2 separate regions of the Homo sapiens genome follow, and region 2 is linked to region 1. Evidence: chromatin contacts called from ENCODE Hi-C or POLR2A ChIA-PET data. All regions are on one chromosome and are shown on one strand. The core of a region is the stretch at or near the end of the contact, and the rest is flanking DNA. Distances in the headings are between cores, read along the strand shown.

Region 1 (7,223 bases), core at 2,219-4,718:
TTATTCTATAATATTACAATGTCTCTGGGTCTCCAGTTGCCTAATATGCAGAATGGAGATAGCAATTAATGTACTGGTTTAAAGGCCTGAGTCCAGGGCAGATTATTATAAATTCTCTTCTAGCTCCAAAATTGACAAGGGCAAGAAGACAAGTAACATTTGCCGTTTTATCCACTAGGCACAGAGCTAAAACAAACTTCACCATCAGTTAACACAAAAAGAAACAAACTCAAGGCTTCAGTAATTTGTCCAAGGTTAGACCGTTCACAAGGGATAAAAGCAAGGGTTTGATACCAGGTCCAGTGGATTTCAAAGCTTGGGTTCTTCACAGACACTGACTCACAAGATTCCACAGGATACTAAGGAAATGCTGAAACAACTACAAAGAAGTTGAGCTCTGCTTAAAGATTTGACTGTTTTCCTCAGCTCTTTTTCCCAACTCTCTATTGGAAAGTACCTTTCAATAATTTTTTTTCTTAAGGAAAGTGATTTTCACTGGGAATTAATACCAAATTAGTACAAAAGGCAGCAACATAAGCTTTCAATAAACATGAGTTTTGTAATTTTCTGGCTATATTTTATTATTTTCAAATTCTAATTCCTGGCTAATGAGCTAGCACTTGCCATTTTATATAAAAAGGCAAAGTATGAAATACTATTTCCAAAGCAACGTAAGGATCCAATACTTTCCCACATTTATTCCACCTACTCACCTATTTTATGAGATATATTAATGTGACTTTGTGCAAGATAATTTTTCCACATCTTAATTATCCTACCTGTAAAGCAAAGGGAAGTAGACTACAAATAACATCAATGATTCTGTGTAGAAAGTGAAACTTCATAGGTAATTATTCACTGAACTAGGAAACTGTTAGCAGTTTAGATGTCTCACAACCATCTCAAACTTAACACATTCAAAGAGCTTTCCATTTTCATCATCAATCCGAATCTCCACAGTTTTTCCCATCTCAGTAAATGGCTCACCCCTCCATCCACCCAGTGGCTCAAGCCGGAGAAGCAGGAAGTCATGAATGATTCCATCCTTTCATATTCTGACCACCTCCAATCTATCACAAGGCTAGTGGCCTCTATCTCCCAAATACATCTCAAATCCATCCAAATCTCTCCATCTGCCAAAACCACAAGCCACAGTCATCTCCTGCCTGGCCAACAGTATTACCAGTCTCCCTGTGTCCACTCTAGTCACTTCCAACACATTAATCCCAGCAATGGGCCTTTAAAAATGTACATCCAATTACATCTCACTCTTTTCGGTACACATCTTACTAAATAAACCCTTCAGAAACTTCTTACTTAGAAAATCAACTCATACTAGGCCTTGAGGGTGCCTCACCATCTGCCCCCACCCACTTCTCCAGCAACTCTGCTTGGCTTCTCACCAAGCTTCTGGGCTTTTCCAATCCTCAAAGCTACTAAACCCCTAACAGCACTTGCTGGTCTCCTCTTAGCCTAGAAAGCAATGTCCCATCATTCTCCAGATTTCAACATAAAAATTACTTCCTGAGACCGGGCGCAGTGGCTCACGCCTGTAATCCTAGCACTTTGGGAGGCCGAGGAGGGTGGATCACCTGAGGTGAGGAGTTCGAGACCAGCCTGGCCAACTTGGCGAAACCCCATCTCTACTAAAAATACAAAAATTAGCTGGGTTTGGTGGCGGGCGCCTGTAATCCCAGCTACTCGGGAGACTGAGGCAGGAGAATCTCTTGAAACCGGGAGGCGGAGCTTGCAGTAAACCGAGATCGCACCACTGCACTCCAACCTGAGCGACAGAGCGAGACTCAGTCTTAAAAAAAAAAAAATCACTTCCCTATCCCAAAGTAATTCCCCTGGTGTTCTTTCAGAGGAACTTGGCTGTTTGTTTTTTCTTCGTAGGACTCCTCACAATTTGTCACTTAAATATTTATCGTTGCATCTGTCTATTGTCAATAAAGCCAAAAAGCCTGTAAATAAACCCTTCCGAAACTTATTTAGAAATCCTGAGGGCAGGGACTGCGTTGTTTTCTTCACGCTTGCATACCTGCATCTAGCACAGTAACTAAAAGTAACCCTTCCTAAAACCTAGGTGATGGGTTGACAGGTGCAGCAAATCACCATGGCACACGTTTACCTATGTAACAAACCGGCATATTCTGCACATGTATCCAGGGACTTAAAATTTTAAAGTAGGCCTTCTAATATCTGATGACATGTGGAAGAACATTGCAAGGTTGATTTTTCATCCAACTATGTCAAGACCACGGATAGAGCCTATAAGCTTGCTACATGCCACAAGGATGTCTAATCTTTACAACCATGCACTGCAATAGACATTATGTAGCCCGTTTTGTAGAGGAGGAAACTGAGTTTCTCAGAGGGTAACATGCCATAGTTCCATCGCAGGTGGACTGACTACAAAGCGTGTGCACCGCCGCCCTATAATGCAAAACCACACTCACTGAAGGAAGATTCAATAAGACAGTCCCTGTAACCTGACGGCTTTCCTTCTGAATGTTCTGGCTGGGATTGGCTGCCTCAAAAACACCATTACACTCTGTTAAAATTGCTACAAAGGCTGTTTGGGAGATAAAATCTAAACAAATGAAATCCTAAAACTGCCAATAATAGCAATAAAGCATCAACAATGCTCACAGTTTTGCAGTATGCATTCACGGGCCATACACAGCCTTTAACAAGGTAATTTTCTTACCCCATTTCACTTGACTACATCTTACCTAGTTAAGCAAACTACCTCTTGTATAGTTATACTACCTCTTATGTAGTTAAGGCAAATAGTATTACTTAATATCAGCTGTATACAGCTGCACTTACACACGAGCTTTCTGACAGGTGAACACCAATCTATCTTATTATTAAAAACAAAACAAAAAAATCAAAAACCTCTCAACAAAATTCCACACATATTAAGGAGTATTTTGAAAGGAAGGAGTCCCTTATACTGACCTCCCCGTACTCAATTTAGTAGAATACGCATTCCAATTTCCTAACGCTGGAGATTAGAGAACTATAAGCTACATATTAAAAGCATTTGTAAAAGGCTATTTTCTCAGCTGTGGTAACAAACACTGGCAGAGTCTTAGGCAAAACACACGCCGTTTCGCCCGAGTTAGCCAGCCACTGAGATCGTTACAGTTGGGAAGCAGCGAGCCCAGCAGCAGGGATTTCACGGACCCGGTATCAGGGTTCTCGGGTCCCAGGGGCCGCGGGCCGCAGAGTGGGAGGAGGACCCGGCAGCTGTGGCCACCCGAGGCCCGGACGGCTCCGCTGTCCCACTCGCCGCGACCCGGACGCTTTGGCAGGACCACGTCTGGGGCGTCCCCGCCGGGGGGCCGGGTCAGAGAGCCTCGCCACTTGAATCACCCGACGAGGCGGACAGCTCTACTCACCTCAGCGCCAGCAGAGCCAGCGCTCCGGAGCGCAAGCGGCGCTGGAAGCCAAGCGGGGGACGGCGGGCGGGGCGGGGCAGGGAGCCAGGCGAGGGCGGGGCGGAGCGCCGGGCGTCGGGGGCGGGGCTCCGGGGGTGGAGCGGAACCCGCGCCAGAGGGAGCTGGGGAAGAGGGAGCGGGAGAGGAGCACGGAACCTCGCGATAATCCCCTGTGTTCTCGCGCTTTCACGATAGGCGCGGGAAAATGCTCGTTTGCCAAGCGATCTGTGTATTGGCCGAGAGCGCTACTTCCTCTATGCTGGCCCCGCCCGCGGCTCTACTCTTGCTTCCGGCTCCGGCGTGGGGTTTGATGTCGACGGAGTGGCTTTTGCTTAGCGTCTTGAAGGGGTAATTTAGTCGGCTCCAACTTCGGGAACCGCCAGTTACTGACCTGTTCCTTCATTCATACATTCATTCAGTCACTCGGCTTCTCATTCAGAGCACACGTTGAGGGATTACAACAATGATCCCACGTTGAGCGTTCGTTCTAAGAGCTGTTTATAGATTATCTCGTTGAACCCTTGACAGCAATCCCATGACACAGGGACTAACAGCGCCAGTCTGACCGTTGAAAAACAGGCCAGTGGGTTTATGTAACGAAGCCAACGTTATTTAGCAAGTAGTGAGTCTAAGCACCGGATTTAAGGGGTCACTACGAACTGGTAGATAACAAAGATGAGGAGGACGTAACCTAGTCTCTGCCCTTCAAACACCCAAGGTTTATTTTGAGTAAAGATTGCTAAAAAGGTCAGGAACAATTTAGAGAGTTAAATACAATGACACTTCCTAGCCTGACTGAGTAGGCCGTCAATATGTATTTCTTCAAGACGAAAATTATTATGTCAGCGAAATAGCATGAAAGAGGGCTTTATGCTGTTAAAAATACTTGGAAGCATAGTTCGGAAACATTTTTAAAAGACACTTTTTAAAGTGTCTCATTAATATGACAAATTTCCTTCTGAAATGAAGATTTTAAAGTATAATCCTCTACTACAACCGCTGATATTTTTTGTTCTGTGGAAAGCCTGTCTATGAGTTTGCGAGGCTCCTTGTCAAGGAACTTTAACTTTATAATGAAGTAGTTTTTACAGTTGCTGACTTAATTATTCATAGAGACGAATAACCTAGAAAGCAGAGTTATATTAAATAAAAAACATTGGTTTTAAAACAAGGTATGAGTTATAATAAAAATTATCAGTTATCTATTAAATCTGGTCTTCAAGAGCTATTCAGGTATACAGCATGGTTGGTATATGTCATGTATTTCTAAGATAGTTTCGGAATACCTAAGAATTCGTGGCACTCAGAAATTTTTTGCTGGTCTTAAAATGAGGAAATCCACATTTTGTGTAAAAACAAAGATACGGTGTTTAATGGTCAGCCCAAATAATAAGACTTGCTGCTAATATATGAAGAGTTACACCCCCCAAAAAAGAAAAAAGATTAACAGTAGAACAGTTTTTTGAAAACAATGTTAGCCTCTTAGTTTTCATTTCTTTTTTTTAATGGGGAATACTGTTTTTCAGTGATTAATATCTGATATTTGATCATGAAAAATGAATCATGTTAAAATAACCTTCACCTCCTCCCCACATTGACACAAAAGTTACCAAGTGATTATATTTGATAATACTTTATGACCCCACTCTTGAAGTTCTCACAATTTGTAGAGAATCAATTCGCACGTTTTGTCTCTCTTAAAGGGGAAAAAAATCCTCTAAGCTGGTGATTTCACGTTCTTTGACAAACTTCAATATCAACAGGCAACGATACCACTTTAAGAAAATTCCAAGGAAAAGACCTCATTTTAAAATTCCCACCTCTGGCTCCCAAAGATTGGTTTGCAAACTTCGACAAAATACTCTTCTCCACTCGCTATTGGTGAGTGCTCTATCATTCATTCTTTTGCCTGGAGTTTTGTGAGGTACCCGCTTGCTTTATGGGAAAAGGCTGCTCCGGAACTGCCCTACTTTAGACTTTTTCATGGTTATCAATCTGTACAAAGAATCACCAAACTGATAAAGCAGGAACCAGAGGGCAAATCACGCTGCCAAGACAACTGTGTAATTCGCTCGAAAAAGAAACGGTGAGCCTCTCCAGCAGACTGGGTAAACTGGCAAGGGATTTTACGACATAGTTGGAGATTGGAGAGTTACAGAAACTTTTCCGGTTTTTTACAAGTTTTAAAGGAGTGATTGAGTGTCAAAGGAAAAGCAGAGAAAATACAGGCACAATTTAAAGACAGCAGGAAGAAGAGTGTTCAGAGAGCATTTTTCTCTTTAGGGTGAAGTTTGAAAGCATCATGCCCAGATTATCAGTGGATTTTTGAAAGGTAAAGGAGGCAAGATAATAAGATTAACTATAGATCATTTTCTACTTTAAGAAACTGTGCTTCGTTATTGTTGCTTAAGTGTGGATTTAGAAGGACATTTAGTAATATTGTAATTTTTATATGGATATTTTTGTTTATATATTGTCATACCTGGCATAATAGATAATATATCTATTAAAAGATATAGGAGAAAATAGAGTTGCTTGAACCCAAATTTTGTGTATATTTGTGGATTAGGGATTCCAGGGACAGATCTGCTAATGGCTGAACAAAACATACTACAGATACCTGAAGCAGAATCAGCATGTAAGGGTAAATTCTCAAAAAAATCCAGCAATCATATTTCAAAAATGACATTTTTAATTAAAACAAATACAAAAGAATTTATCAAGGAAACGTTGATGAACATGACTATTTCTTAAGTTGCCTGTGTTAATCCATATAGGGGAATATAAAGTAATAAAATCCAGCCCCTCAAGAGCAGGGACAAATGAGGCTCAGAACATTTAAACTAAAACTTCTGAACAGTTCTTAATGCCCGGATGACTGTTGTAGAGCACAGGTGCTTCAGGAGCTCAGCTCAATGTGAGATGAATTATTCAGAGAAGGCTTCACAGTATGGGTAAGACTCAATTTGGGCCTGAGCAATGGGCAGAATTTCAGAGAGAAAAATAAGGGAAGTGGCATCCCTACTAGTGAGTGAGTTGTTAGCAAATACATGCAGCCTGAGGAAGAGTTGGTTCTGACTGCGGCAGAAGGTTCATTTGGAAACTTTGGTTACAAATTTTAAAAAGCAGCATGAGAAATATAAAGAGCCGGAATTCCCAAAATCAGGGGTTTGGGTCCTGTGTTTGGAACAGGAGGCACCCCTTATGAAAGTAATATTTGAAGACAATAAAACTGACAGTGGAATTTAAGATGGCTAGACCAGAGCAGAGACCAGAAGCTAAGGGGCCCCATGCTGTGTAAATACTGGCACACAGGTTAGTAACCATGCTTCTTACCCGAATACATTTACCTTATCATTGTTGAATAATATAAATTTTGATGCACTTCTTTGTAGTCTTCGAAAGCATTGAGTTTACTTCTTTAAGATTTTTGGGGACCGCTGCCACACTGTCTTGGGGAGTCATGGTTGCCCCGTCTTTATAAAAGTCTTGTCATAATATGTATAAAAACCAGAATTACACATAAAACTGCGTTGTGGTTTCATAGCTATTTTTAACAGCTTTAATGAAGTATAATTTATATATTATAAAGTTCATTTGTCTTAAGGATATAACTCAATGATTGTTTTAGAAAATCACAACCATCACCACATTCCAATTTTAGAAAATTTTCATCATCCTAGAAAATTTAGAAAATTTTCATCATCCTAGAAAATTTAGAAAATTTTCATCATCCTAGAAAATTTAGAAAATTTTCATCATCCTAAAAAAATACTT
Region 2 (7,223 bases), core at 1,184-3,683, 1.7 Mb before region 1:
GTCATTCATTCTACAAATGTCTTATTGAGTTCTTTCTATGAAGAGGGAACTTCATGAGTTTGTGAAGCTGGTGGGGGAGCAGACAGCTAAGTAATTGCTATAAAGCTTCTGACAGCAGAGAAGCCCAGATATTTTAGGAGGCTTGGGAAGGACTGTCGATATCAGTTAGAAGTTAGAAGTCCCTTGCAAGCAAAGCATGCTAGACATGCTCATTCATATCACCTAGTTCCTTTTTGAAACAAAATCCTGGTCAAAATGGTTAGCCCATGATTCTAGAAATCTCTTGAGTGCTATTTGCATCCCTTACTAGCATTGGCTTTTGCCTATAAAATGTGTTTAATGGGTTTGGGGGCATCCAAATATCTTGGAGCTGCAGGCCAGAGAAATATGTTGTTCTCAATCCCAGATGAGCCCAAAAAGGGTGGAGGAGAGAAATGCTCCATGAGTCTGAAACCACAGGTAAGTTAGGGTTGTCCATTCCCCATCCAGTCACTCTACCACCATGCACGGGGTATCTCCCTGTACAGTTATGGGAATGAGGGCACAGCAATAAGCAAGACAGATCAGTCTCTGACCCCAAGAGCTCCAGTGGAGACCACAAGATAATTAAGGAGAAATTAAACAGATAAAGAAGGAGTACAGAATGGGGACTGCAGGGAGGCTGCAGAGTGAGGGATGTGAGAGGGAGCGTGGGTTTTCAGAGGGTGACCAGGGAAGACTTTCTGAGGCTGTGTGAAGAGTCAGGAGGCAGCAGTGCAGGGGACCAGTGCTGGACAGCAAGCTCAGCCAGTGTGGCCTGGGGCAATGGCCTGGTGGTCCGAGACAGCAGAGGCTGGATCAGCTGGGGGTGTGAGGAGAAGGAGGTCTCCTGGATTGCGTGCCAGTTGCAAGGAGAAGCTACTGAAGGACTCCATAAAGAGGACTGATATGGTCTGATTTACCCATTTAAACACACAGACACACACAGACGCACGCTGCTATATAGAGAATGGAGGAAGGGGGAACTGAAATCCTACAGTAAAGAGATGCTGGTACCCTGGACAAGGGGCAGGGTGGGGGGTGGGGGCATAAGAAAAAGGGGACAGATCAGGACACATTTTAGACATAGATTCAACAGACTGAATGTTTTTTATCTGAGGATCCGAGTTGACTGCGAGGTCACTGCCAGAGACATCGACTTTTGGGAGAGGGAAAGGTTTGGCTGACCGCAAAACCTCCTTTAGGAACAAATTAGGTGTGAGGTTAGTTTGTTATATTATTTTCTCTTTCAGGACATAGGCAAAGATGAAGAGAATCAAATCATAAAAGGCGTTTAATGTTAACATTTTCCAAAATTGTGCATGTTCTAGCTATCCCTTTAATGTCTGGGCATTTTGATACCCTGTGAGTGGCTGGCAAACTCTATCATTAGTGTACACGGTGAGAGGTTTGCTGAAAGCTATATGCCCCCGTTTCTCTACCTGTTGCAGGGGAAGTGTTCGTGGGAGAAAAACTTCGCGGCCTCATACTGTGAAGGGGTAGGTTGAGATGGCCACGGGGGTTCTCAGATTCTCCACCAGCGTCTCCTCGCTGACCCCGGCCTTCCTAGGCTTCCTTCCCGCGTCCCTGCCTGCCAGGAAGGTCCCCTGTAGCTTGCAGAGACCATGGTAGACAGAGCAGTTGTATCTGCGCCAGCCAGAGACCACCTGGGCAAGAAGCGTGACCCAGACATCGAGGAGGGTGAAGCCTCGCTGGGCCGCCCCGCAACCCCAGGAAGCCCCGGACCAGCGAGAGGCTCCCGGGCGGTCTCTTGCCGACACCCCGGCACGGGCTCACCCGCGCGCTCACACTCCGCCCGCTCCCCGCTAAGGGACTGGGTTCGCTCCAAAGGCAGAGGAAACCTATGGGCTCCCCGGCTCGTGTCTCCCGACTCGTGTCTCTTGCCTCCGCTTCCCAGCTTTCCCGACCCTGCCCGGACGGGGTTTCGGGGTTCCCTGCTCGGGCCCCGCGCGCTCCCCTCCCACAGGCTGGCTGGGCTCCGGGCGCGGCGGGAGGCAGCGGGGACGTGAGACCGGGGTCGCCCCACACGCCCTCCGCGCCCCTCGGGCCGCGGCCCCTGCGCAACGGCCCCCCGTGCCCGACCACGCGGCCGCCCGGAGCGCAGGGGCCCGCGGGCAGGCAGAGGCCGAGGCTCCCCGCGGGCGCCGGGCGCGGGCTCTGGGTTCCCCGGGCGGGGCCGGGAGGCAGCCAGGCCGCCGGGGGGCGCCGGCAGGAGCGGCGCTTACCTGAGGCGGCGGCGGGGCCGGGTGCGGGCGCTCCGGGACGCGGGGCCGGGCGGACACACTGGCGGGGCCGGGGCCTGGCCGTCCCACCGCCGTCTGCCCCCCGCGCCGGGGCCGGGCCCAGACGCACTTCCTCAATCCTGAGGCGGGCGGGCGGGGAGGGCGGCGCGAAGAGCGCGCAGAGCAAGGCCGCCGCCAGCTCTCCCAGGAACCGTCGCGAGGCGTCCCCTCGGCGGCCGCCTCAGTTTCCCTGGCCGTAAAACGCGGGCGATGGCGCTCGATGCCCCGGGAGACGCCGGGGTCCGCGGGCCCTTCCGGCACCGGGTCCTCCTTCAGGTTCGGGCACCCGGCTGCCTCCACGCGGGGCGAGCGCGGCGATGGGATCGGTCCGTGCTGCGCTCAGCCCCGCTTTCGCTATCCCTCTGCTCCAGGGGCAGCAAAATCAGCAGATGAGCCCCCAGCGCGCCTGCGGCCCACACACTGCGGCCGTAACAGTTAAACAGACGGGGAACATTCATGTGCGTAGAGCTCTTCACGGGGCGATACAGAAATGTGTCGTTCTAAAGCGTTAACGACCTGCAATTTGCATATCCTCCAACACATGGATTTTACTGATTCAATTATGGATGTGTGCAAAGAATCTGCTGCTCGGTGAGTCATTGTTAATTGTCGGCTTTGGGGGGAATACATAAAACGTGGAATATTGGCAATTTATCGTGTTTCGACCTTTTATAAAGGCGTCACCAGGCTGCTGAGGCTAATACAGAAACGCAGACCATAAAAAAGATCTGCGTCCACGCTGCAGGCGGGCCTCACGCTGAGCTCCCCGTGTCGACCCGGGGACAAAGCCTGCTCAGGAAGAGCAGAGGGTTCCACGCCCTGCAGGACCAGCGCCCTGGGCCCCTCTCCTGGAAAGTTATGACTCGCACGTTCCCAGGATTTAGCGCACATCTCCCCCACCCTCACTGCCATTTCACAGAACCGGGGCAGCCGCAGGGCTCCTGCAGGACCTCCCGGACGCCGCGGGGCCGTGTTCCCTTGAGCGGCTTCTTGGGTCCCTGGTTGGAGAGGGGACCACCGAGCAGCTTCGCTCTGCTCCTGGGAGGCTACTTCTGCCACTGGACGACTTTCCAAAAGGGTGAGCGCAGTTCTGCAATCCTGTTCTCACCCCTGAGGGCCTCACACCAGTTTGCAGGAGCCAGCAGTGTGATTGCCACCGACAAGTTCCCAACAATTTGCAGGGCGTGGTGTCCTCAGTGCTGAGAGAGCCCCGCGACGGCGGTGCAGCTCCTCCAGGGCGCGCAGCCCCGCCACCTGGCGCCACCGCGAGGGAGCGCAGGCCCAGGGCCCGGGCAGACGCTGGAGGGGACGCGGCAGGTGAAGATGGGGCACCTCCACTTCCCTTCTAAAGGAGCCTGGGAATAGGCTAGGAAATGTCCCCACTGTAGAAGACAGCAGGAACATCTGACACGCGGATAACCTGTGCTGAGCTCGTTATATTCCCAGCATTTAATTCTAGCCATTAGGCATGCGTTAGCCACAACTTCGCATAGGAAGGTTATTGCAGGTAAGTTAAGACTCCTTTCCACTTCTTCCTAAGGGTCGCTGACCCATGGTTCTCTAGCTTTTGCTGGTAATCCCACCCAGATTCTCAGCACCCTAGGTTGGAATGACCCCTCCTGAGGTGGGTGGGGTAGCTGGGAGGCACCTCCCTGAACTGACTTTTCTGCCTTTTTGAAGGTGCAGTGGCTGAGCGCTCCTTCAGTGTTTTCCGGTTGTCTTTCTTCAGCCCAGTACGCAGTTTCCTCAGACAGTCTTCCTTGAGCAACTTCCTAAACGCCCTTCATTATCCCCCTTCAAGCTCATGCCTAGGAGCAAGGAGCAAAGCCATTAGAAAGGCTTCATCCACCAGCAGGAGAAGCTAGGACATCCCAAAGGGTCCACTTCTAGAGAGGTGCCAACCCCCACACGCACACCAGGCACACAAATGCATGTGTGCACACGCATACCACACCCTCCAATTGTCCCCAGAATGGCTCCCTTCAGGGAGTCATGTTCCGGGACACCAAATGAGGGAAAATATCCTTCTCCTACAGTTTCCTGCTCACATTTGGATTGAGAAATGGGATGTCTCTAAATAATGTGTCTAAATTCTCTTAACATAAGTGCATATGTTACGAGAGATCTGATCCCAGCCTCCCTTTTTTGTTAAAGTGGTGGTGCTTTGCCACCCATGTCAAAATGATCTGGGCTTTCCACATCAAATGCAAGGGATGAGCTTGGAGGACATACCCCAGTACCAGCAATGATCTTGAGCCAATGGCAGCGTCAGCTCACAACGGGGTGATTGAGGCTTCTTGGTTAGAAGCTTTAGAAACTTGAGGTCAGTAAAACCCAAATTGATCCTTTCTCTAGATCCTCTAGATTTCTCTAGAGGAAAAGGTGACAAAAACAGACACTTGTGCTCACCGTCAGGGGCACAATGCTGTCCGTCAATCCTCATGCAGTCCTCCCCACCATTTCGCACACTGACACCATCACTACTTTATGATAAAAGGAGACTCAGGCAGCTTAGATAACAGCTGAAACTCAGCCAGCTATGACATGGAACCTCTGAGGCCCAGCTCCTTGCCTGGTCAACCCCCAAGCCCACAGAAATGGGTTTCACACTCAGGCAAAGCACTGGGCCCGACTGACTGAGCAAATGTAATTTTATGCTTACATTATTGATCCTGCTTTAATATCAGCCATTTCGTACAGGTCTCAGAAAGAGAAAGGCCTGCCATCGAATTCAAATGACTTTGGTCTTTAAATGAAAAAGCACAATGTTTCTCAAATATCCAATTTTATTTTATCATTCTCGCATTGTGGGATGCGATCTGCAGCTAGGATCGGAATTCCCAGGCCTATAGATTTTTAAACCACACCACAGGGGTAAACCTTAAAAGAAGTGAAACCTAACACTATATATATTTCCATTTCTAAATACAGTATATTACAGAAGTTTAAATATACCACCTCTGTGTACTTACAACTATAAAAAGATACAATAACTCTACCAATTATAAATAATGTAGCATTTCATATTAAAGACATTATCGTACAATGGAAGAATAGGAACCCTCTAACGTATCACTATCAAGGTTAGTGTCTATATCTACTTGAGATAAAATACTGAAAATTCAGTGTATGAAGCCAAATCCTGATTTAACAAGTTATTGGTAGTATAAGTGATAAGTGTTAGCTGATGAAGGGAAGGCAAATGTGGTAATTTATATCTCTGACAAGGGTGATAGGCCCATTTTATACATGGTTTTCGTTATACACACACTGGTTCTGTTACGGGCCCTCATTTTATTATTGCCCTCCCCAACTTAATTTGCAAACTTAAGCACTACTTTCCCAATTAGGAAAGTACTAGTTAGTAACCATAAAAGTATCCGTCGGATAACACATTTGTTTTTGTTTTTGAAGCTATATGGGAACACTTTCAGTTTCCCAAGTTAAAACATGAAATTGCACATCATCATTTGGATCCCCAAAGAGGAAAAGAAAAATTCACAACCTGCCAGTGAAATACTCAGGCCACTTGGATGAAGACCGAGGTCCTCCATAGAATCCAGGTGTTATTTACTAACTAATCAGAAATTAATATCAAAATAGGACTTAAAAATAACAAGGCTGTGTTATTACAGCAGTCTTTCCAGTTGTGTACGCTTTACTAATCTAAATTGGGTAACAGAACTGGAGAAAAGGAAGACTACACAGACTTATCATAAGCTGTTAGTGAACGTGATAGAAATGCGTAATTTGTTAAAGCGAATTACAGCTCTGATTTGTCAAATGAGGAGGTGAATTATCCTAGGATTTGCTATGCTGTTGTGGCGTTAGAAGATTGGATCTTTAGCAGCAAAGGTAACCTCAACAATATTTTCTGCTTAAGAAAGTGCCTTGGTTAAGGTAGACCGTGATATCGTCTTTGACTAAGCTCTCTGGGCTATTGATTCTGTCATATTCCAAAGGCAGTATTGGTTTGAAGCCGAATCTCACGGTCAATGTCAACATGCAATCCACAAAGACCCTGGCGCCCTTCCACGGTATGCACTAACCAAAACTTTCTCACTGTGAAATCCTTTTTTTAAAAACAAGAAAACAAAAAACAAAAACCAAAAAACCTTACTGTGAATCCTTTCCCAAGGAATGGTCCCACCTTCACCTCGGAAAGAGGCGTGGCTTGCTCTGTAAGCAGGTCCACCCTGAGGAGACCGCTGGTGCAAGAGCCCTGCTTGCAGAACACACAGGGGGTTTTCCCACATTCTTACTGGAGTCAGATTCGGCAAAGCATTTCAAGCAACTGCTGGACACTTCAAATACCACTCCCTGTTAACAACGCCCTGAGTATCTCACTGTCTCCAGGATCTGGTTTAAAGGGAAACACAGAAATGGCCAACAGCTCCCTCCCCAGGCAGGACTGCGATTTCACAGACAACCTATAGGCATCCCCAGTCTGGTGAATAAACAGGAGAGTGAGAGGAAAACAGCAATCATTCAACTCCAGTAGATGTAAAGCCTCCAGAAGAATGTGTCCCGGGAAGGTCAGAAATGTCATTTTTTTCCTCCAGCACATTTCATCTGCCACATTCCGCCGTCCGATGTTTGAGGAAGGAGCCCCGCCTTTCCTTCAGGGGTTCTTGTCGCCAAGTTTGATGGTGACAGTTTTCACTTCTGTGTATTCGGCCAAAGCGTATTCACCTCTGTGATCACAGAAAAGAGGAAAATTCAAAATGGGTACATCCCTTAGCCATTGTGTAGAAACTGTTCTGAGGCTTCATCATTCCATCAGGCCGTTGGAGGCTTATGCAAAAGGTTAAAATGTGACGACCTCATGGAATAATAGCCAGGACTATAACAGCACTAGTAAGTGTCAGTAGCTGCATATGTGACTTAAATGTAAATATCAAG

What was found. A loop is a pair of places that touch in the nucleus more often than their neighbours do. ChIA-PET counts read pairs that join two places held with the same protein, here RNA polymerase II (POLR2A). Pooled maps may share reads with other maps.
Region 2: a loop to region 1 is called in a pooled map, with 5 times the contacts of the local background. The contact joins the promoter of ALDH1A3-AS1 here to the promoter of LRRC28 in region 1. A Hi-C loop is called at or near these places in 1 of 168 maps with a recorded cell type or tissue (OCI-LY7), 3 of 37 single-sample maps with no recorded cell type and 5 of 50 pooled maps. POLR2A ChIA-PET finds 5 or more read pairs at or near these places in 1 of 52 experiments (OCI-LY7).

The regions. Positions count from the first base shown.
Region 1 is chr15:99,247,726-99,254,948 of GRCh38, reverse strand. It overlaps LRRC28 (leucine rich repeat containing 28), which reads right to left and starts at 3,468. Exons shown (of 10, transcript NM_144598.5): 1 at 3,408-3,468. It overlaps TTC23 (tetratricopeptide repeat domain 23), which reads left to right and starts at 5,368. Exons shown (of 14, transcript NM_001288615.3): 1 at 5,368-5,778. RefSeq lists a silencer at 3,154-3,693 and an enhancer at 3,944-3,993.
Region 2 is chr15:100,914,493-100,921,715 of GRCh38, reverse strand. It overlaps ALDH1A3-AS1 (ALDH1A3 antisense RNA 1), which reads left to right and starts at 2,433. Exons shown (of 2, transcript NR_135827.1): 1 at 2,433-2,912. It overlaps LRRK1 (leucine rich repeat kinase 1), which reads right to left and starts at 2,359. Exons shown (of 34, transcript NM_024652.6): 1 at 2,265-2,359. It overlaps ALDH1A3 (aldehyde dehydrogenase 1 family member A3), which reads right to left. Exons shown (of 13, transcript NM_000693.4): 13 at 5,090-7,015. The coding sequence ends at 6,943. RefSeq lists enhancers at 731-790, 1,317-1,908, 3,083-3,202, 3,253-3,342, 3,095-3,687 and silencers at 2,123-2,712, 3,473-3,692.